Linked DNA regions of Mus musculus: all the other regions are linked to region 1. Evidence: chromatin loops called from intact Hi-C (ENCODE). Cell type or tissue: left cerebral cortex. All regions are shown on one strand.

Region 1 (8,000 bases):
TAAACCCAAGCTGTTTAGACTTTCAGGCAGTACTGGAGACCCTCCCTCTCCCCACCCTCTCACTTTTAAAAAGGTATTCTCCCCCCAACTAAAGCAAAGCAAGTACGGGGCAGTTGAGCAGTACCTCAGAGGAGGCGGTGGTAGCGGAGTTGGGGCGCCCCGCGCAGCCCCCCTCGCGCCTCTAAGGGGCGTCAAAGTCTCGCTGGCAGAAGGCTCCCTAGGGATGGCCGTCGCCCTTCCGCCCGTGACGAGGCCACGCGAGCTGGAGCAGTCTTCCTCCCGGGGCGGGTGGACACGGAGGCGCGAAGGAGAGCCTGCTGCGGGGACTGCTGGGCGAGCAAGGCACCGCGAGGACGGGGCGGCGGGTATCAGAAAATCGTGGTTTCATACTTGGTATTAATGCCCCTCTTGGCTTCTTGCCCCGGCTCCACAATCCACGGCAGATTGGCCAGAGTCTTTTGCTCAGAAGGGTCGATCTGCTTTAAAACAGAAAGGCTGATGCCCGTTATCCGGCAGCTGGGCGGCGGCGCGGCCGCGTGGGCGCCGCTGGAACCCCACCTCGGGCCCCGCTCGCCCAGCCGCGCTGCGGGGCGGCCCCGGCGGCGTCCGCGCTTTCGCACCTGTACTGCACAGCGACTCTGCAGGGGCCTGCAAGGGTGACGCGAGTGAGACCTGGCCCCGCCCCCGGGGCGCAGAGGCAGGGGAGCAGCGGTGGTTCCCAACACCCCAATATCGGGGTCCGGAAAGAACCCTACGTCCTCCGAGGACATTGCAGCGCCCCGCTCACTTGCCTGAGGCCTCTCTGAGCTCCAGCCATGCCGCCCTGGGGATGGCCCTCGGGCACCCATCCGTGCAGTGAGGCCTCTGCTCTCTCCCGGTTGCCTCCTAGCCAGTGTGGTCCAGGTCTTGGCTTCAACACCACTTCCTATCCTAGAAGCTGTATTCCCCACACCCTCTACAAAATGGCACCTCAACCTTTTAGCTCCCCCCTTCCTGACACAGACACATACCACCTGTCTACTCCCTCTTCCACAACGGATGCCCCGCAAAGGTGGGGGTTTTGTTAACTTTATTGCTATTTTCTCCAAACCTGGGAAAGCTCTTAGTGGCTCAATGCAAGGCAGGCATGCAATAAATATTTGTCAATAAATGCTGTTCAGACAATGAGTGCTCGGCCTGGATAAGAAAGGTACTGGAGTGGACAAAACGCAGGTACAGATTCCGGAGGGAGGGCAAAGTGGCCGAGAGGGATGTACCCCAGACAGAGGGAGGGAAGAGGCCAGCAAGGGCCTGTCAGGCTGCGCCTTGGCGGACTCTGTCCTGGGTTCAGATAAAGCCAAGCATGTCATTCCCTGGGCAGCAGCTAAAGTCTGAGCTCTGATGGGCCTCAGTTAAGCTCTTTCCCCAATGGCTTGCTCATCCCTTGGCCATCATCTACTTGGCTCTGTAAACGGGGGCCAAGGAGTTTCTGGAAGGCCTGCTCAGACTTCCTCTATCAGCTTTTTAACCTCCTGGAGGCTGCAGGGCCTGAGCCTATGTGCCTATCAGGCTGCCTTCTGCCATGGTTTCCCTTGTGCCTTCATAGGACGAGGGAAGAAGGACTTTTAGAAAGAGCACTGTGTGTGTCCTGAGAGTAAACCACTGGAGCTGAGGAGATGGGAATTCTGAAGCCTGGTGAGGGCCTGCATCCAGAGCCAGGTAGACTGGGTACTCTCCTGTTTCCCAGAGAGGGTGTCTAGATGAATATTCTATGAGCCCTTACGGCATCAAAGTCTTAGTGCTCCTCTGGAAGGAGTCTGCGTGGACCGCAGTACAGCTGGAAGGACGTGCGTGCTGTGAACAGACTCATCCAGCCCACACGAGAAGGAATAGAGTAGTCTAAGCAACAATCCCCACAAACATGCTGTGCATTCCTGGACTCAGAAGCTTAATAATCGCACTCAGAGACACATTCGTTAAGTCCACCCTCACCACCTCGTGTCTCTGACCGCAGGTTTGTAGTGAGTGCTGCTATGGCCCTGGGGTGACAGCATGCCAGTGTATTTCATGGAGTAGATATTTTTGTGCAGGAAGAGAGACAACAGAAAGCTCAGTCAACACTACGCGGAATGAAGAGGGCCTACAAGGTGACCAGGCAACTACCCTGGTTAGGAAAAGCTTCGTGCAGCTAAAACCTGAATGGTACCATGGGGCCGTGCAGAATTCGGGGGTCAGGGGAGGTGGAAGAGAGCAATCATGGGAGACATAGAGTCTCCAGTGGGACTGAGCAGTGTACTCGAGGAGTGGAAGGCCTAGGCATCACCACGTGTGATCAGAGATTAGGTTTGGGTATTTTTAGGGTGCCATGGTTTTTGCTGTATGAAAAAAGGGAGTCACTGGGAAGGTGTGCACTGGCCTTGGATTAGGGGGGTGATGGAGGAAGTAGAAGAGGAGTGGGCAGACTGGAGGTGTGTTCGAGGGGAGCAAAGATTGATCTCTGCTCATGGGCTGGATGTGGAGGTACAAGTACAACAGCAATCAAGGTGACTTGGGGACTTTGGTGACAAGCAGCATGGTGAAGTGTTGTGTCATTTGCTGGGCTGGGGACAGAAGGGGGTAGAGAAGCAAGGATTTATAGTGGCTAAACTTGAAAGTGGAGATGCTTAGAAACAAACTGGACAGACATTTCTAGGGTTCTGGGGTGTGTCAAGGACTGGGGAATAGAGAGCAGGGGGCATGGGCTGGGTAGGTGCTGAGGCAGGAGGGTCCGGGATAGGAGTGTAGCATGGGATTTGAGAGGTGCAGCAGCCACTGGTAATGACCAATCAGCGGAGGCCTTCTGGGATGCAGGAGGACACAATGGACTCTCAGGGACTCGGAGAGGCCGGATGCTGAGGGATCATCCCGTGGGTGGTGAGGTGACCAAGAGCAGAGACAGGAGAGGGGGAGGGGCCCCAAAGGTGTGATCCACAGAAGCCACATCATCCCGAGGAAGGAACCTCTCTTTGGAGGTTAAAAATGTCTATTTTTCTCATGACACGGACGGAGGCTGAGAGCTGATGGGAGGAGGAGGAGGAGGAGAAGGCAGCAGATGGAAAGATTGCGGGATGAGGGGGGGCAACGCATTCTGGGGGCCTGCCCGGTGCCAATCCCAGAGAGTCTAGGATGCGGGATGGATGCTGGAACAGAGAGCAGATGGGGAGCTGGCTGGGAGCCTTCCAGCTTTGGGGTGTTGCTACTACCAGAGGCGGCCGCTTTGAAGTCATACCAGCCTGTTGGGACAGGATGTCTGCGGAGCCTGTGGGAGGGAGGGAAGGGAGGAAGTTCCTGGAGGGAGGCAGATGACAGGGAGGAGGGGGGTACCACCTTCTAACAGTTACTAGGCTGTGGAGAGCTTCAGCTGTCCAGAGGGAAGGCACACAGGCTGTGGCTCAGGCATCTCGAGGCTGAGGATGCCGTGGTCTCCTGAAAGGCAAGCTGTGGTATCTAGCTTTGGCCAGGAGGGTACCAGGGTACCGTCACCTTGAGCCTCTGCACATCTCTCTGGAGGGCAGAGGCTTGCCCCCTGATTGAGTGGTAGGCGAGGCCTCAGAGAAGGCTGCCTCCACACTTTCCTAGGCCTTCTGGTGAGCTGGGTCAAAACCAGAAGCAGCAGCTAGCCATCCAAGCTCTCAAAAGGCTATTGCTAGAGGTGGCAGAGAAAAACGTGGTTTTCTCTGTTACCTTTGGGCTCTGGGGAAAGGATTCTTTGAGCCTGCGGGAATGATGGTCACATGCCAGCAGGAGACCACAGGAAAGGACAGGGGAAGGCAGGCTGGATTCTAAAGGCCTCCCCCTCACTGCACCAGGTCCTCTTTGAATCCCCCTTCCCTCTGGTTGCAGGCTTAAAGATGTCTCTGTCTTGTACTTACCACTGACTTCCGAATGCTAACTCGGGGCTTTGGGATGGGTTTCGAGGGCTTGTTCTCAAAGCTTTCTGGGAGTGTGGAGGAATGGCCCCCTTTTCTTGCTTGTAGGGCTAGTTGGTAAGCGACCTCAAATGCCTGTCCCAGCGTCAGGATGATTTCATAGGCTAAATTCTGCAAGAGCAAACAGACAAGACAAGAAGAACATTTACTAGAGGCACACAAAGGGTCAGAGTGAGTGGATAGCTGAGGAGCAGCGTGGACCTTGAACTGCCCCACCGGCAGCGGCAGTGACTCAGGGGAAGTCTGTTAGAACAAAGCACTCTGGACGCTAGTCACTGAGGTAGCATCCTTGGAGCCAGGCTGCCAGACCTCCTCCCCCATTAATTCCTTATAAGCAGAGCCCTCATGCAGCCCACCAGCCCCGGGTGCTCCTCCAGGTGCAGCTCGCTTGTGGGTGGCTTCTTTGCTCATGAGACTTGGATGGGGGGAAGGGGTTTGTAGCAGTGATCCCACACGCTCCATGGGAGGTGTTCTTGAGAACTTTGGGTCTTTTTTACCTCAAACATCTGTGATTCAGTGAATATATACGAAGCACAATCAGAATCTAATTTAGGCCGGGGGTAGAGGCATTAGTCATGCTGGTGTGGCGTCTCACAGTTGCAGCAGCGAGCATGCAAACATTGTTCAAATAGAGCTAATTATCCGTCTATTTCTTGAGGTTTTTTTGCACTCCCCAAGGGTTCACGCTCTATATTTTATCATCAAATCACCAAGAGACGAGAGTTTGTCAGGGCAGGATACCATACCAAACCTCTCCTGGGACGTACGTCCTCTGCACAGAGCAGTTCTCCCAGGGTTGTTCCCGCCTTTCTTCACATACTTATTTTTTGACTTCAGCTTTCTCTCCCACACGCAGCTTCCCCTTCTCTTCTCCCACAGGGACAACATGACATTAGCCCACTGGAAGGTGGGATCGGAGCCACAACATCCTTACGCCAGAAAGCATCATAGAGGTGGGTGCCTACTGGTCTATCCAGAATGACCCTGGGGTTGAACCTGTGGCTTCATGCGTGCTTAGCAAATGCTCTACATTGAGCCACAGTCTCAGCCCGAGGATGCTCTCAGTGCTACTATACAGGCTAAGAACAGCCTACCGTGACCATCCCTACCGTCTCTCTCTATGGTTTCTTTCAAAAATGCAGGTAGCACTCTGCTTCTGCTGAAAGTACACCATGTCTTCCTGTTCTTATTACCCCCCACTCCTTCCCAGCATGCTTTGAGAAATGTTAGGGACTCTGTTGCCCTCAGCACTCAGTGAGGATGGACTACATGAGGTGGACTCTTCCATGGGGAAGAGTCTCACCAAGTCTGGACCAACTGGACTTTATGTCAAAGTCCTATCAAGTGTCCTTGTCTCAGACTCAAGCCGGGCAATGTCTATGATCTTGAGAGCTGGTGGGACAGTCAATCTCTGTGCTCCTCTCAGACACACATTCGATTCTGTCATCCCGTCCCTTGCACAGCCAGGCCATGCACTTCCCTGCAGTGAACACTAAGCCATGTTTATTTCCACAGCTGAGTCAGACGAGTAAATTAACAACTCACCAACAAATGATAGTGGGGGAGCACTGGGAGGCAGCTCTGACCATCACTGTACAAAGAGGGCTGAGCCCTTTCCTCTGCCTACTACTCTCTGCCTACACTGTGCACACGTCATTCATTGGCAGCTTTGCCTCAGGGCAGGAGGGGGGCCGGGGTGGGGTGGGGAGGGTGGGAGGGAGGTGGGGTCAGGACGGGGATGGGGGCGGGGTCTGTAGAAGTCCAACGGGGCTTCTGACTTCCCTGGTGTCTGTTGTGAAGCTAACAGGCAGCCTCTGCACGAAGGAGCAGTGAGCTTAGGGTGCAGATTCCTTCAGCACTAGCCTCAGACAAATTTCCTGCGTGTGAGAGCTTTGTGAGACTACAGGGTCTTCACGTGGAGGTCAGAGCTGCTCCTCTGAGTGGCTGAGGCTTTCAAATGGTTACTATGGGTTACTTTGGGAAACTAAAAGTTTCTGTATGATACGAAGTTAGATGTTTTGTCCTCTTTTGAAATGAGTGACTGGTATTAGAAAAGTCCCCAAGGAAGAAAGGGAGACCAGACCACTCAGCCCCCAACTGGCTTTGAACTTGTGGCAGTCATCCTGCCTCAGCCTTCCCAGAGCTGGGATGACAGGTGTCTTGCTTCTCTCTTCTCTTCTCTCTGTCTTTGCCTCTGTCTCACTCTCCCTTCCTCCCTCTCTCCCTCTTCTTTCCCCTCCCCCTTCTCTGAGACAGGGTTTCTCTGTGTATCCTGCCCCCCCCCCCCCATGTTCTAGACCTAGGTCTGTAGACCAGGCTGACCTCAAACTCACAGAGATCTGCCTGCCTTTGCTTCCCAAGTGCTGGGATTAAAGGTGTGCACACTAGCACATCGTTCTGTTCTTTTTTTTTTTTTTTTTTTTTTTTTTTTTTTTTTAATTTTAAAAACAGAATGCCTTAGAGTGTTTTTCTTTTCTTTTGTGATTTGGGAAGACCTGGATGTTGTTACCTTTCTGTCTTTTCTGTGGCCTTAATGTTTTAAACACGAATGCTGGATGGGAGGAAGGGAGTGGCTCCTGGGCACTGAGACCTGCAGTGAGGGCTGCACTGTTTGTCTCAGGGTACCAGGACCCAGCAGGGAACAGGTGCTGTCACAGAGGACCTGAGGGCATTCCATCAATCTTCCCTCCATCCCTCTCTTCCTTCTTGCTTTCTACCTCCTTCCTCTCTCTCTTCTCTTCTCTCCTCCCTCCCTCTCTTCTCTTCTCTCCTCCCTCCCTCCCTCCCTCCCTCCCTCCCTCCCTCCCTCCCTCCCTCCCTCCCTCCCTCCCTTCCTTCCTTCCTCTCTTCTTTTCCTCCAGGGATGGAACCCAGGGCCCTAAGCAGGCAGATGCTCCTACCGTGGAGCCACACCGTCACCCTGACCGAGCACACATGATCCAGTGTATTTGCTGCAGGATCATTCTGCCTGCCTCTGCTGTTGTGTCACCCCCACTATGCACAATGCAAGGAGAATTGTTCTCCCCAGAGCTGGACACTGTAAGGCCAACATAGAAAACCATATTGTAGCAGGACTTAATTACACATTAAGTATATTCATTATATTAATACACTAATTACCATGAGTAATGTGAGGGCAATTTTACTGTTGTACAGATGGGAGGAGTCCCACAGCCTCTGCCTGGCCCTATTGTAGCACTTGCTTCGGGAGTCAGTACTGTGTGACCACTCTGAGACCACTATGCTTAGAGATGATGCTGAGAGAGCCAGGTGGTGGTGCTGCCTACTAAGGACTGAGGCTGGTCCAGTCCAGTCACCTCACATTTCCCAGGCTAGCCCTTAGATGTAGGCTTTACAGTGCCATCCAGCATGAAGTACATGGAGGAACCTCAAGGCCTAGGCAGACCATAAGCTGAGCATCTACAACTGTCCAAGCTGGCCCAAATAGAGACCCCAGATATGGTGGGCAAAGAGCAGAACCTCAGAATTATGGACTCCACAAACAGCAAAGGAAGGCTGGCTGAACCCTCCCTGGCTCAGGCAGTGTGTGAAGCAGATCCCTCAGTCTCTGAGCTGTGGTGGACAGTGCTTGGTATGGGAGCCCAATCCTGAATTCACCATATCAGGGGCTACCATGAAGTTGAGGTCTGGGGTCCAACTCTGTCAAAGGTCACAGTTATTCCTTTCTATGTCTTGAACCTTGGAAGTCAGCATGGCCAGGCTCATCTTGTGTAATTGCCACCTGTGGGCATAAACTGGAATTCTTTTAGGTTTGTATTAGTTACCTCTGAACCCTAAAAATGCTATGTAGTCATGACCTAGGCTCCTCCTGCATCTTTGTGGCTTAATAGAAGACAGTCTCCTGGGACTAAGGACGTAGCTCAATGATAGAATGCTTAGCCAGCACTTTCAAGGCTTTAGGTTTAACCTCCAGGTTACCGGTCCACCATAAATCTCTAGGGACACATGACAAGTGGCTTTGAATGTTTTCTACATTACACAGTCCAGCGAAGGACAGTAACATGCATGTGCGTTGTGTATTTGGTGTGGCCA
Region 2 (8,000 bases), 93 kb after region 1:
TGATCAGGGTTCATTAAAAATGATATTTCTATCTCGTGAACATGACACAATGTGTTCAAGGGTTTCCTGTGGGAAAAGCACAGGAAGACACAGAAACCCTTGCAGGAGTCTTAGCTGGAGTGTCTCTATGGAAAGGCTGCCTAGGAGAAATGCTAATTAGGGAGGCCACAGGGGGGAGAAAGGTGCTACCCCTTCCAAATACAACTCTTAAGACAGAAGCATTTATTAACACAGGCTGGTTTGTATGAAGCACTTTGAGGCTTATGTAAGTATGGTTTGTTTCTTGTTTCCAAAAAAAAAAAAAAAAAAAAAAAAAAGGACAAGGACTACATTTGAGCAAAACAAAAACTGAATAATTTAAATCATGAATCTGAGTTTTAAAAAAATATTCTTCATCTAGTTAGGGATTAATTTTCAAACACCCTTTACACATATATGCACATACATACATACACACACACACAGAGTAAGTTACATAGGTATTTGTAAAATCTCTAGCAAAGCTGAAAAAGACTATCTGGATATTAGAATGCAACATGACATACATTTATAGAATTTTTTTCCAGGGAGAAAGTTCCTTTTATTTTACTGTCAATCTTTTTCTTTCTTCCAATATAAATAAAATAAAGGCTGATTCTTAGAATCAGAACCTGTTTGAAAGGCTGGCCTGGTCCAACAGCTTACTATCTTACTGTGAACAAGATCAAAGAGACTATGTCTCTGGTTACTTTGCACTGACTGACAAGCAATTCGCCAGGAAGCTGAAGGAGCTAAACTGACCGAAAGGACAATAGAACAAACTGGTTTTATCTGATTGGCTCTGTTTACTTGATGATTAAATTATCATTCCTGCAAAAAAATTTTTTTTACTAACTTTTAAATGAGACAAACAGACTTTCCACTAAAGGCTTATTATTTGAGCCACACCTTCCTTAAGAAAGGGGTGGTGGTAACTTTCACATTCTTCATCAAGTATCACCTGACCCTTAGTCACTGCAGAACTGCACCTCAAGAAGTGGGGTAGCTTCTTGTTGCTATACTTCTTAGTCTAGTGTCTTGTTTCCCACAGCTAGATGCTGCTGAAGACTGAATGAGTTGGGTTTCAAATGGCAGCAATTCTATGTATCTGCCCTTCCTTTAGCAGACACCCTGAATCCAGGTAGCTCATTTGATCTTGAGTTAAGAGTTAGGTAGAAGGTCTGTTCTGCTTGCAAGTCATTTTCTACGTAATACAAATGACAAAAATGAGAGTGACGAGATTTAAGGGGTAGTGGTTCTTTCTCTACTCCCTTTACCCATGCGCACATCACCCAGGCCAGCCAAGACCTGATCTCACAAAGAACAAAGTCTATCTCCTTTGATGCTTAAGACAGGATAATGAAAGGAAAGCCTATTAAAGAACCATAGCATGGTGAGTGAACGTTGGTCACTGTGTCCTTGACAGAACTCTGTCCACTCTATGTATCCATGTTTTCTTTGGTAGATTCCATTCCAAGAGTCATGCCTTGGTGGAGAACAAAGAAATAATTTTTGTTCATTCTTTCATCCACTCAACAACACTCCCCCACCCCCTGAGGTTTTGTACACTGGGTAGTATTAAATTGCTGAGAGGCACTCAGAAATAATTGAGATACAACTGCCTCAAGGAACACTAGGCAGGGAGGTGGACTGACATGTTTGAAGGTGGGGAGGTTCAGAGAGGATCGGACGAGGTCTCTGGGAGCTGCAGATGGCCTCCTGGCATAGAAGACAGACTTCGCTGACAGTTTCGAGCTTTCCCACGTGGAGAAGTAAGGGGAGGAGCTTTCGGGAGGAGAGATACTGTGTGTAAGACCAGAGGAGCATAAGAGTAACACATGTTGGTGAGAGGGATTTTTAGGTGTATCTGTGGTCAGTCCACTGGAGTGGGTCAAGTCAGATGAAGGGCTGTCTAAAAGGAACGTGCTCTTCAACTTTAAATTCTACAACATGCTAAAAAAAAAAAAAAAAAACCACACACACACACACACAAACATTTGGAATGATGTTGGGCAGACAGTAAATACTCATTAAAGACAAGAGATATTTATTTACGTTGCAATTGAAGGGAAACTAAGATCTAAAAGGAAAAAGAAGAAAAAGAGGCCAGAGCTGGCCTTGTTTTTGTTGTTACAACAATGCTGGTGTTAATAGTGAGAATGGATTGGGGTGGGGATGACCACAGGCCAGCAAATGAAAAGTAGGTCGGGGACAGGCTTTGTTCGCTGTTGCGCTCCCCGTGTCCAGCATAGTGGCAGCACATAGTAAGTGCTCAATAAGGAATTGTTGAATGAAAAATGAATGGTGATGGGAAGAGACGGCTGCTCTGAGAGCCATCTTGTCAGCAGAAATAGCAGGGCTTGTGAGTATGGGGTGTAGGCAGGAAGGAGGAGGAGCTCTGTGTAAGGAGGAGGAGTAAAAGGAGGAGTAAGAGGAGGAGGAGTAAGAGGAGGAGGAGGAGGCGGCTCTGTGTAGTAAGTACTCTTTGCATCTGCTGGGTTCAGCCTCAAGGTGTGTTGAGAAAGAGAATGGCTGAAGGAAGATGGCAGGGCAGCGGCAAAGGCACTGCAAGCATCCCGCCTAGGGGGCGGGGCTTGGTGCCTTCCTTGTTAACTCTCTGAACCCGGCTTTGTAATCCCCATTTCTAATGGAGAAAAACCGAGGTTCAAGATGGTATAGTCAACTGACTAGAAGAGTCTAGATTTAAAAAGCGGATTTTGGGGTGGCAGTGTTGCTCAGTGATAGTATGCCTGCCTACATAGGCACAAGGTGCTGGGTTTGATCTGAGCACTACTCCATACTGAAAAACCTTATAACCACACACAAACACTACTCCCGTTCTGCAGCAAATGTGCTTTTAAGATTCCACCATACCGGTTTCCCCAAGAAAACAAACATTTGGATATGGTGTATTTTGTATTCAGAAAGCCCAGGGGTAGGTACTTTGCGGAGAAACCAAAGCATAATTTCTGTTAACTTTGCTTCATTCGTATTCTAAACCTGTTGCCCTCATATAGTTATTGTGAGGAGCCAAAAATATGAAAATCTTGTGAAGATATGATATAAAATAGAAGCAAAGTAATACAAGAGCAAGGAGATACATTCAGGATCTGGTTAGGGTTTGCTAAAGAAGTACCAAAGATAACAGGAATTGGAGGCTCTTAGGGACCTTTGGCTGGCAAAGGCACCCAAGCGTGGTCCAGAGAACTCACACAGGGTCAATATTCCCAGTGCATGAAGACTGAGCAAGGAACAGTTTTGATTCCAGAGTCAGAGTCCACCACATTCCTGCTTTGTAATTGTTTCTCCTCATGTCTGCAGAGGTCTCCTGGGACTTTGGGACTGCTAGGAGCTTCGAGAGAAGAAACAATGATACATGCTGCCTCCTCCTCCTCCTAGGCAAAGGCCCTAACATTGCAGAAGACCCGTGAGATTGTGGTGCTGTGCCCCGGCCAGCGCCCAAAGCAAGCACACCAAGAAGATGCTGTGGTCGTGTTCTCATTTCAGTGTCCACACGGAAAGGGGTCACTGTATGTCATTACAAACACCGATATCATTCTGTCTTCTTTCACTCTTCACTTGTCTGTGATTTCTTACTGGAGTCTCAGCATGGACACCTGTCTCTTTGGAGAAACCTCTCGTAGCCACTCTTTTGAAATGGCTCCCTCTTGCTGTCATTTGCTACTGAGTAATGCCCACTTCTCCAAGGGCTCTTTGAAGAATTTACAAGCATACGAATGTTTGCTGGCTTACTTGAGCTTCCCACTCAAGTTAGGCTACAGACCCCACGAAGGCATGGGGTAGCTAACGGATTCAGCCCCGTACCTCGCATAGGCCTTGTAAGTGGGGTGTGTTTGAGGACTGGTTGTTTTAATGAACCATTAAAGTTAAGCCTGGCATGGTGAAGTATCTGTGTAGGGAGCAGAAGAGTTAATCTGTGGTGGGGGATGGAGTTCCAGAGTCAGGCTTCCAGCACGATGTGGGCCAGAGACACTGGAGTGGATTGGCTCCCGTGTGGATTGAGGCCACCACTCCTGGCTCAGGAGCAAGCCATGCTAACCAACTGAGGCGACTGGCCCACACAGTGCAAAGGAGAACAGAAGCATCCTTACTCCCCAACCCTAGTGTAGGTGCTTGTTCTCCTACTTAAATATGCATGGTACATAAAAATAATTGTACAGACAGAAGGATTCACAGTTGCTCAAAGTAGACTGGGAAAGTGTTTGAACCATTCGGTGGGTGGCGCGACTCCTAGGGGAACCAGGAATGTTCCAGGGGTGGGAATAGAAACTACTCCAGGAAACTGTACTGTAGGAAACAATTTACATATCTGAGGGCATAGGAGGTTCTGGAACTGAGCTTGCTCTGCTGGGATTGTCTCACAGAAATAAGCCATTGGGAGCTAAAAAACGAGTAGATGGTATGTAGAGAGATGGCAGAAAAGTCACATACAAGTGGTTTACGGGCTGGATTCATGCATAATTCATCGCATTAGAGTCTTCCCACCTGTACAGAGAGTGATGTCATTCCCTGCTTTGCAAATGAGGAAACAGGTTCAGGAGGTTATGCAAGCCACTGAATCTGTTAAGAGCTTAACACTGACACCTTCTTTGCCATGGAAGCCAAGCCTAGAGGAGTGGGGAGTGTAATTCTAAATTGCCTTTTGCAACAGTGCTTTCTATATATTTCTTACGCACCTTTTAGGGGCCAGGAATACACTTCTGAGAATGGGCTAGTGTTGCTAGGATGGTGGCTTCCTACAGACATGTTGGAAACAGGGCTGGGTGGGGGTGGGGAGGGGTGTAGCTGGTCTTTGCTACCTTGTAGGTTCTTCTTTTTGCCACTGTTTCTTCTCCTGGTTTCACCCCCTAACACTAGATAAGAGAGACAGAAAGAAAGAAGAAAAGGAGGGAGAGAGAGTGCTCCCAAAATCTAATTTCTTTCCTTTTGTTTCTTCTTTGAGAATGACTACTAATAAACTGCAATCATCCTCCCTAAACAACCAACACTCACCAACAAACCCTTCTCCAGGGACCTAGCATTTATACACCCCCTGAAGAGTTCCCAGAATTCCAAACATCACACAACTGTAGAAACTATCTACAGCTGGCACAACCACACCTCTGCTAGAGCATGAGGCAAATCACAGTCAGCTGCTGTGGACAGTTGGAGCAGCCCCATACTCCTACACTTGGGATCAAGATGAAAACACATTCTTATAATATTTCTGTGTTTCTAAAGAAACCAGCATCCCAATATTGTCACTCTGGGCGGGTGGCTTGACTTGATCTGATCCGTGTCGCCTAGAATAGCCATCACTTAAGGTCCACTGATTCCCTACTGAGCAATTTGATTCCAAACAAATAGGATTTTGTTTGATTTAGTCTCTTTAAAAACTATCAGCCACTTTACAAACACTTTCTTGTTCCACAGCAAATATATTGGTTGACATCTGAAGAAAGGTTCTTGAATGATGGCCGAAGTTGCCATATTTACAGCTTCACACTCCCTCCCGGCGCTGAATTTTGCTGATCTGTTCATGCAGGAGAGCTTCAGTGTATGTACGGTTGCTTAATGTGCTTAGTCACCAATTTTTGAAAATAGAAGCATATCTTGCCACCTACTTAATCTTCTCATGTTGAAAAGATCACTTACGGCTCATCACCGAAACTGCCTGGAGTCAAAAGCATGCACAGCACAGGTGACCAGTAAGCACAGCACTAAATGAAGACAATAAATGTAGACTGAAAAAAAATCCCTCTCATAATTCTAACAGTGTTCAACTTGTATCGATGCTCTGCCTTAAAAGCCTACAAAATAAACAGAGCTAATGAGAGAAGCTGAGTAAAAGGGGGCCCAAAATTCAAAACTGGATCTTGGTCAATTATTTATTTTTATTTATTTTTAAGACAAGGTCTTCAAGGACTTGTTAGATGCCAAAATGCTTCCACTATCTTTCCCGTTTCTGCTTCATAACTTGCACCGCCCTGTGAACCCACACCAGCCAGTCATTCTGGATTCTTCAGTAGAGGATGCCTGCTCCTATAAGACACTTGATCATCTTTCTCAGAAGCCACAGGTTGTTAAGACTATATATATATGATATATATATACACACACACACATATATATATAGTCTTATCATATGTATGATATATATCATATATAATATCATATATATATAATATCATATATATATATATATAGATTTGTATTTGAAGATCTGTGGTAGGGTTGTGCTTTGGATCTGATTTGTTTTGTTTTTTGTTTTTCCAAGACAGGGTTTCTCTGTGTAGCCCTGGCTATCTTGGAACTCACTCTGTAGACCAGGCTGGCCTTGAACTCAGAAATCAGCCTGTCTCTGCCTCCCAAGTGCTGGGATTAAAGGCGTGCGCCACCATTGCTGACTGGACCTGATTTTTTTAGGTGTGTCTATTATTCTTTGGTCTTGTCATCTGAGTCTCAGGATATCCATGTCCTCAGGTGGAAGGTTGAATATACAAATTAAGTAAATGCGCAATGAATAATGTCCTGCCTGATGCATGTATGAGGTGGTTAGGTATAAACTGCAGCTTAGTAAGCTACACGTATTTTTATGAAGCATATACAGTGTAGTTATAAATAATCTACCACAAGCTATACTTAGGAGTGCAATCAGCTATGTTAATCAATTCTCCCTGTTTTTGAAGTAGTTATGTCCATTGGCTTTGATGTGAGGCAGACTCAAGACGAATGGCTTAGAGGTTGGGTTGTTGGGAAGGCGTTCACCTTCCTTGGCTTTATTTATTCATCTGTGAACTTGTGAGGATGATAAAACCAATGTTGTGGATATACACAAAGCACATAATGCACGGATTCTCCACTACGGTGGCTTGCACCATTCCAAGCTTATGCTGAGGACTTACTCTCCCAATAGGTTACTGGTATTTGGAGGTAGGAACTTCGAATGAGTCACGAAGACTCTCCCCTCATGAATGGATTAGCCTACTCACAACCTAAAGGGTTATCATGAGAGTAGCTTTGGTGTAGAAGTGATCTTTCTGTTAAGTCTGCTTATGTTGCCCCTTGGTGCTCTTCTGCCACATTGTGATGCTGGCTGAACACCCTCTCTAGATCTCCATGCTACTCTCTTAGCCTTCCCAGGCTCCAGAACTGAATGCTAAATAAATCTCCACTACTTATAAACTATCTAGCCTCAGGTGTTTTGTTACAACAACAAAAAATGGACTAAATGAGGGGGGAGGAAGAAAATATGCTAATCAATGTTAATAAAATAAGATAATCTTAAAAATGTCTTTGTATGTACGTGTCTAGTATGGCCTTCCTAAACATTCCTGTTCCCTCCCATTACGATTTATTATTTAATGTGACAGTGCAGAATGTGGTCGGTGGTATCACTTGCTTTTCCTTTTAGAGGCTCCTTATAAGGAGATATAAAATGAGGATGGGATGGGGGTGGGGAGGGCAACCACAGGCAGATCCTGAGTAATCTTTATGAGCCTAGGAGGACTGATGAGCCCAACTAACTAGGGACAAATGTTTTTAAAAGCACATTTTCTTCTATAAATGGAAGAACTCGCTAGAAAGAGCATCGTCTAAAGCACGTTTCTATCTATCTGAGACAGAACACAAGAGTTTACTTTCATTAAGTTGTAGCTGTTGACAGGAAGGAAAACAGAATCGCGGCCCAAACATTTGTTAAAATATCAGCTAGGCGGCGAGGCAGCCACACAAAGGAGATGAAACGATTCCTAAAATGTACTCCCTGCACCTGATGAGTCGTAAGTAAGGAAACATGAATGGACCCAAGAAACTGCCCTGCCTCAGCACCGAGACCACAGATCGGGAGATCACAGAAAAGGAAGGATTCTGAGGGAGATGGGGCTTCTTCAAGGGCATGATGCTTTTAGCAAGGTTTTCAAGAAGGCAGAGGATGCTCTTATGTCAAATAGGGTAGGGGACAAAGACATTAGAGGCCTACA
Region 3 (8,000 bases), 250 kb after region 1:
TCCCCCCACCCCCGGCCTCCCAACAGAGCTGCTGGTTGAGGCTTATGATCATCTCAGTGAGAGTTTCATGTGGCTCTGTAGGGCAGACTCCAGCTTAGTGACACTCTCACGCAGAGTCCTTGGGGCTGAGGAGGTAGAATAGATAAACATTCAAAAGCACGGAGCTTGGGCCAAAGCCTTTCTCACTTTAAGACTATGCCAGCTGGAGATTAACAACGTGGCTAGAATGTACGGCGTAGAACCGGCACTCTGAGAACTTAACACATTGATTCTCGTCAGTGACACTGAGTGTCTGGTACTAGCAATGGGCCCATGGTTCCTGCTGGGAAGGATCCACCCCTCATTAGAAAGCTGTTATTGGTTAGATGGTTTGGATTTGACTGATCCGTAGGAGAAGCTCACTACCTCTATGTCCTCATTTCTGTAAACATCTATTGTAAGTCCATCTGTACAGAGATTGTACTGGGTGCAATGCTCAGGGGCAAAAATGTCCTATTCAAATAGGTCAGAGACTCGAGGTCAGAAACAGACCTCTTCTCTCTAGCTACAAATCCTGCCTTGAGTGATCTCATCCCCAAGTTGCTTCTAAGGTCTCAGAAGCAAGAGAAACCTGAGAGTTTCAATTTGCCAAGAGAGAAATTGGTATCTCTTAGATGCTACTACTAGAAAATGGATAAGGATGCTATTTACAAACCCACAAAGCCAACACCGTGTGTTTATTATGTCTCAGACACTGTTCTATGCATCTGACTGACTTCTCATACTCTTACATCATTTCCTGGAAACACCATTATCATTTCCCATCTATATGAGAAGAGTGAGGCACTGGGTTAAAGTCACTCACGTGCAACTTTTTGTCTGTCAGTTGAGTTATTTCCATAGGCCACATGCTCTATTTTTTGTGCGTTTAATGTCTGCACACGCGTGCATATGCAGTCATGTGTGTGATTGTGCCATGGCGGGTATACGGAGGTCAGAGGACATCCTTGGGTGTTACTTCTCATGGTCCACCTTGTTTGCTACAGGGCGTCTGTGGCTTGTGGCTGAGTAACTCAGGCTATCTGGCTTGTGAGCTTCTGGGGGAATCCTCCAGTCTCCACGTCCTATCTGGTCATAGGAGCCCTGGGACTATAGACGGGCGCTGCTGATCCCAGTTCTGTGTGTTTTTCAGAGACTCAAACTCAGGCCCCCTGTTTACATGGTAGGCACTCTACCCACTGAGCTATCTATCCTTCCAGCCTTATACATTATTAATTATTGATCCACGCTAAGCTGTGACCACTCTGCTAAAAACTACACGACTAGTTCTGTTATTAATATAAAACTACGACATGATACAGCATAAAAAAATCAGGACTCTGCCCTTGTTATTGGTCCTGCGTTAATGCTTTTCTCCAAACGATCCCCAGTTTTAAACTCCATTAATCATCGTGAGGCTGCGCCGTGGGAGCTGGGGCCGCCTGCCTACCCATTAGCTATTTCTGAGGTAGGCTTAGGAGCTAGTTATGAAAGAATCATATTATTTAACCTGATGCCGCTGAACTTGAGAAACAATAGACTTGGTGAGTTGGAAACTAGGTAGGCAGAGGTGATGTCTCTATGGAAACAGATGTGAAGCTCCAAGTAAATAGTAGGCCTGTTAGGTTTTCACCAAGAAACAATAGATTGTGCTTGCTTGGCTTGCTTTTCTATAAACTGTTTATCGTGGAGGCTGATCACAGCCAGGGGTAAGGTAGAAACATGCTTCTCTCTCAGTCACTGCCCCGGAAGGTGCCAACTCTTCTAGGAAACTATCTCTTGGTGACATCTTGTCCAGGTGCCAGATCTTAGTCATTAAACCTTGCCTTTTCTTGGTTTTAAAGACTTATTTCTTATTTATGAAAACATGTCTCTGTGTGTATGTGCATATGTGTGTGGATGACTGCAGAGGTCCAAGAACTCAGATGCTTTGGGACCAGAGTTACAGGCAGTTGTGAGCCATCTGACAGGGGTGCTAGGAATGCAGGTCCAGACTTCTGAATGAGCAGCCCGTGCTTCCATCCATGTGGCCTTCTCTCTGACCCCTCCACGCTGTATTCTCTATAGTCTTCCATTCAACCAAAGTTTTCCACTGTTTCACTGATGACCAGAGTTGTGGCTCCAGGACCTGATCTGGGGAGCTGTAAGGGTGATTCTGTCACCTTGGAGTGGCACTGTGGGCTGTTCTGGTTCTAGGCTGTCTTCTACACGACACAATCCCTTTAACTGCTGAAGTATTAGGAGAGATGAGATGGGCCTGTCTTCCTTAGTGTCTATAGCTCAAATGGTTCAGCCTCCAAGCTGCCTCCACCATCCTATCAGCCTGCCTTACCTGACTGCCTCATAAGGTAACTGAAGGAAGCCTGTCAAGGCAGCAGAAAGAGCCTTGTTCCTTCTTAGTACATGCTATGGAGGGAGTCCTCTAAGTGCCCAGTCTGTGATGTGAGATGCTGAAACCTCTTTCCCCCATCTTTGGGTCCTATGTTCAGACAAGAAGCAGTCTCTTTTTATACCGTACTAGATGTTAAACTAGTCAAACCCACAGGGATATATAAATATTATGGTGTTTTTCTGAATACCATAAAGGACTCCTTCCTTCCCTCCCTCTCTCCCTCTTTCCTTCCTTCATCCTTTCCTTCTTTCTTTTCTTTCTCCCTCCCCTCCTTCTTCCCTCCCTTCTTCCCTTTGTCCTTCCCTTCCTTCCTTCTTCCCTCCTTCTTCCATCCCTCTCTTTGTCCTTCCCTCCCTCTCTCCCTCCTTCCTTCCTTCCTTCCTTCCTTCCTTCCTTCCTTCTTTCGCTCATTCTCCCATCCCCCATTCTCTTTCTCCTCTCTCCAATAAGAGCTAAAATTTGAGGAATAAAAGGCCCAGCAAATCATTATTGTCTTAATTCCAATGAGACAACGTTAGCAGAGCAGAGGAATCATAGGAAACCATTTGTTTCCTAAGAAACTGGAGTTGTGCTTCCCCATGTCCAGGGCTTTCAGCCCAATCAATACTGAAACCAGCCACTGGGGACTTCAAGCTCGGCTTGCCCTTCTGCTCTGAGCTTGCCAGTTGCGAGTGCCTGGTTCAAGAATGCTGAACTCATGACTTTCTTACAAATGCCACTGAAATGTTCCAAAGGTTAAAACAGCAAACAAACAAACAAACAAACAACCTAAAGGAACTAAGGAAAACGTGATATTCCTATGCTAGACACATGAAGGGGTTTTTGTATCCTTCATGCAGAAGGCTGAGAGAGTGTAAAGCAAGCTTGACCTGTGTTTATTACCCAAGCAGGAGAACTTTATTACCCAAGCAGGACCCCTACAGAAATCCACTGGCAGGGTCAAAGGTGAGGGATAGCACCCCGAGGACCACACAGTTGCTAGGGCCTGCCTGCAGAGGGAGACGACACCAGTGTAGTGGTTTCTTACCTACAGCAAGGATGAGACACTAAGCAATGTGTGGAGAGTGTGTGTGGCTAAAATTAGTGCTGGCAGTCGTTCTTTATGAGGACACCACTGAGTTTACTTTGCAAAGCAACAGCAAGCGTTTGTTGGTTTCACCGTTCAGCTGTTTAACAACCCAGATGCTGGTCAATCCTCATAATGAAAAATATCTCAAATCTGAAATGCTCCAAAATTTAAAAAAATTTTTTGAGTGCTAACATGAAAAAGTCTACAGTTGACTTTGTATGAAAAAAAACAGTTTAAATGAACAAAATCATTTAACACATTGTATAAAATTACCTTAAATATATGTGTATAAGGTATATATTCATACATACACACGCACACGTGCACACACACACACACACACACACACACACACACACACACGTGAGTTTTGTGTTTAGATTTGGGTCCTATCTCCAACATTACCTTATTATGTATATTATTATGTATATGGATATAATGGTCCAAACGTTTTGAGAAAAAGATAGTCACCCTGTGCCTCTTAAGTTATCCAGGGGTAAAGAAAGTGAGATATAAGCCTTTCCCTTCTTCTATTTGAGCCTAAGAGTTTTGAGCACGATCTCCCCGTAGAGTCACTTTGAAGTACCAGAATCCCTGCAAGGACACGTATGTAGAAACGGCTGGGCACGTGAAATGGTTTAGCTCAGGGCAGAGAACTAGTAGGAACTCTTGGAGCTTTGTTCTGCACACTCCCCTCCCTGTGGTCTCCTGCACACTCAGCGCTTTCTTCAGACTCCTCCTCCTCCTCCTCCTCCTCCTCCTCCTCCTCCTCCTCCTCCATCTTCTAAATACGTTTTATTTTGTGTGTCTGTGTGTTTTGACTGTGTATGTATTTATGTACCATGCGCGTGCCTGGTGCCTGTGGAGGCCAGAAGAGGGCGCTGGATCTCCTGGAACTGGAGTTACCTACAGTTTGTGACCTGCGATGTGGGTTCTTGGTCCTTTGTCACAGCAGCAAGTAAGCACTGAGACAATTCTTCAGCTCCCTCCCTTACTCTTTGAGGCTGCTAGGAAGAGAGGTAAAAGACATTTTACATAAACATAACGCGGCTCTCTAGACGGCCATCCATCTCCTGTGGTCAAGGGTTGCGGAGTCCTTCCCCAGGCTCTATCTTTCCTGAAGGGGAAATCGGGCATGTGGAAAGTTGTGGGAAACTAGGCCGAACTTGAAATAAGTGAAGAGAACTGAAGGGCGCAGGAAAAAAAAAAATTCCATCAAAATTAAATTTCCTCCCCCATGCGATTCCGCCATTAGGTAATCAGCCCCCTTGGTTTTTAGAGGATTATATCACTCTTTTTTTTTTTTTTAATTTAAGAGTTGAGTCATCAACTATTCAAAAGAAATACTGAGTGAATTAAAACCAGACGTCTTTATGAGCTACTGCCTCAAAAGCAATAACGCTGCTGCACCATTTCAATTAGTACAGAGCTCACCCGGAACGTGTGTAGGATAAGGACGTGTCGTGTCGGAGGTAATGGCACGGAAGGGGCCAGAAACTTAGCAGGTAGGAGGCTCCCCGAGACTCTGCCTGTTGAGAACTGTGAGTGGGGCTCTGACCTGCCCTCGGATGTTCTGTCACACCAGGGGATGCAGGGGAGGGCGCTGAGGAGAAGTGAACTCCACAGCAAGGCTGCTGGAGGTTGGAGGATGGGCAAGCCGGCTCCACCTCTTCCTAACTCAGGAAGTAGGAGTAGTTTAACTCCTCTGTGTCCTAGTTTCTTCACACGCCAGCCCCTGCCCCAGAGGGCTGTTGTGAAGCTTAAGTGAGGCAGCACAAGGAAGGGTGAGAGCCTGTCTGTGGCAGCCACAGAGCCTAGTCAGTCTTGGTATGTTCTCTACTTCACAGAGAGACGTCTGCTGGGTAAAACGTGAGAGCCAGGGTATTCTGAATATCTGTGCTCCAGGATGTTGTATACAAAAGACCTGTGCTCCTAGATACTGTGTGTAAAATGCAAAATCATTTAAGCATCCTGTCCTTATGAAATGGGTCTTCTCACCCTTAGTTTTCCGGTTGAGAATATTGAGCATCTGAAAGGTATCCCATGATGCTTTTTACGAGGTTGTCTTTAGAAGGGATTGTGTATCTTGTAGAACCTTGTCTATGTAGGTGTGGGCAGGATCTGTGGCTATGAGATGATCCTCACTCTTGTGATGGGGCCATGAGACAAAGGCGGAAAGGCTTGCATATATAATAAGTAAAGGTCTCTAGTCAGTTGATTTACTTAATCAGCTTGGGTGATTCATTTAAGTGGACAAGAGTGTTCATTTAGGGAGGCTACTCTGTGGGACTTGATGAGAAAATGTAGTAATTTAGATAGAAAGGAACGGATAGGGTTGCCGGCTCAGTCCTAGAATCACATGGAAACTTAGTTCTGACAGTGCTGCTGGAGTTGGGAAGCAGAGCATGACCTGGGGGTGGGGGGGAATGGGGGGGGCTCAGCCACAAGCTCGACCTTGGGTGGAAAAGCTACCTCAATGGGGCCCTCAGTTGTGTTCTAACTCCCCTGAGAACTAACCCATGGGAACTGGGAAGCAAAGTCATGTGGCTTTAAGCTGCTAAATTTGTAGTAACTTGTTATACAGAAATTAAACCTGAGACACCCACCTAAAGAGTTGGGCTCTGAATTGTTACAGAGGTGTTGCATAAGGGAAAGATGAACGTGTGTGAGGTGGAAGAGCTGACATTTTCACATGGACAGTCAGGTGTGACTGAAATAATCTCAGTGCAGCTTTCCTGGAGTCTATCACTGGATTAATGCAAGAGGGCTAGGATTAGGGGGTGTAACAACGGATTCTAGGCTGCCCAAATTTATCTCCTGAAAAGTGCAGAAAAGTAAGAATTGTCACTTCGAGAAATAGTGGGAGAAAACTAAAGTAACGCTTTTAGAAAGTGTTATCAAACTGAAATATTTGCTGAGAGTGTCAGGAAATGTACTGATGTCTGTTGTTTTACAGCCCCTGCTTTCTCATTGTGAGCACCACCATCGTCTTCTGCCTGTGTGGGAAAATATACACCAACATGTTTCCCATTCGAGCTATCTGAAGCTGAGTAGTTCTGCGGTGCTGAGAATATCCACATAGTTACACAGCTGTCAACATGTGTGTGTGTGTGTGTGTGTGTGTGTGTGGGGGCTGAATGACCCTGTAACTGGGGTCGCCTAAGACCATCAGAAAGCACAGATATTTACATTACTATCTGTAACAGTGGCAAGATTATAGTTAAAATGTAGCAACACAAGTAATGTTATGGTTGGGCATCACCACAACATGAGGGACTGTCTCAAAGGCTCATGGCATTGAGAACCTCTGAGGTAGAACTTTCTCATCTTCTTGAATGCTTCTCATCAACTTCCTATCCAGCCCTTGGCAGCTGCCATTTCACTTTTTGTCTTTATAAATTTGACAATTAATTACTTCATAGAAGTTAAATTGTGCAATATTTGTCTTTTTGCAACCAACTCCTCTTTATTAACATAAAAGCTTTTTTGTCTATTATTAATTAGACCTGGTTAGAAGCCTGAGACATTGACAGATGTTTAGCTAATTAAGTCACGCGGCAGTTGACAAACCTCTGCTCAAATATAAGTCATTTATTTAAATGAGACAGGATATTCAGAATTAAAAACCCGATAAAGATGATGCAATAAACCTTAACTCTAGTTTTCTGTAATGTTTTCCCCACAGTCAGTGGTTAAAATGTATTTATTAGCGATTTTAAATTAATTTATGTTAAATCTATTGTTTTTCATCTAAAGATGAAATGATCCTCATTATTTTTTGTATTTAGCACGCGGATTAAAATGTATACTAAAATAGTCTATAACTATCCTACAGGCATATCACAGAAAAATTTACCGGGAGGTTTAACAGATTTATAACAACCTGATTTTTTTCATCTGAATTTGGAAGACTGGAAAAACCAAGAAGTAAAACCTAAGAGTGCATCCTCAGTGAATAGTGAGCGTCAGGCCCACTCTGCTAGCTGCGGCCACTAACTTGGTGTGGCTCACAGCTATCTGACAGTTCCAGCTGAAAGACTGCCTCAGTCAGATTACCCAGTGAGCATTCCCTTGATTAATAATTGATGTGGTGTGGTTTGTATATGCTTGGCCTAGAGAGTAGCACTATTGGGAGGTGTGGCCTGGTTGGAAGAAGTCACTGTGGGATTGGGCTTTGAGACTTTCCTTCTAGCTGTCTGGAAGACATTCTCTTCCTGATTGCCTTTGGATTATGATGTAGAACTCTTGGCTCCTTCTCCAGCACTGTGTCTGCCTGGATACTGTCATACTCCATGCCATGAAATAATGGACTAAATCTCTAAAGCCAGCCCCAATTAAATGTTGTCCCTTATAAGAGTTACCTTGGCCATGGTGTTTCTTCTCAGCAATGGAAACCCCAACTAAGACAAGCGTTCAGTTAATTGTAGGCAGTGCAATTCCTAGGCTGTGGATTCTGGGTCTTATAAGAAGACTACTAGCTATTCAGGGGTTAGAGAGTGGGCCAATAGGCAACATTATTCA

Evidence for each region. Hi-C counts contacts between places; a loop is a spot of excess contacts. Peaks named below come from ENCODE experiments on the same cell type or tissue, not always from the same donor. Only the 100,000 strongest peaks of a DNase experiment are listed, where the experiment ranks them.
Region 2: it touches region 1 in a loop (2.7-fold over the local background); 3 of 42 quality-filtered maps call a loop at or near these places.
Region 3: a loop joins it to region 1, with 2.7 times the contacts of the local background. A loop is called at or near these places in 6 of 42 quality-filtered maps.

What each region holds. Positions count from the first base shown.
Region 1 is chr10:90,962,283-90,970,282 of GRCm38, reverse strand. Anks1b (ankyrin repeat and sterile alpha motif domain containing 1B) reads right to left here. Exons shown (of 27, transcript NM_001359241.1): 26 at 3,891-4,058; 27 at 1-479. The coding sequence ends at 369. Among named protein-coding and RNA genes, the nearest start is that of Apaf1, 120 kb to the left of the region's middle. In left cerebral cortex, a CTCF peak has its summit at 3,429; DNase peaks (open chromatin) are centred at 3,993, 4,456, 4,986, 5,445 and 5 more places; H3K4me3 peaks cover 412 bases; H3K27ac peaks cover 5,290 bases.
Region 2 is chr10:90,869,614-90,877,613 of GRCm38, reverse strand. All of the region lies in intron 17 of Anks1b (ankyrin repeat and sterile alpha motif domain containing 1B), which reads right to left. Among named protein-coding and RNA genes, the nearest start is that of Apaf1, 210 kb to the left of the region's middle. In left cerebral cortex, a CTCF peak has its summit at 3,695; DNase peaks (open chromatin) are centred at 3,739, 4,198 and 4,563; H3K27ac peaks cover 1,705 bases.
Region 3 is chr10:90,715,243-90,723,242 of GRCm38, reverse strand. The region is part of intron 17 of Anks1b (ankyrin repeat and sterile alpha motif domain containing 1B); the gene reads right to left. Among named protein-coding and RNA genes, the nearest start is that of Apaf1, 360 kb to the left of the region's middle. In left cerebral cortex, CTCF peaks have their summits at 3,027 and 4,351 (motif pointing right); DNase peaks (open chromatin) are centred at 52, 3,426, 5,150 and 6,219; H3K27ac peaks cover 4,133 bases.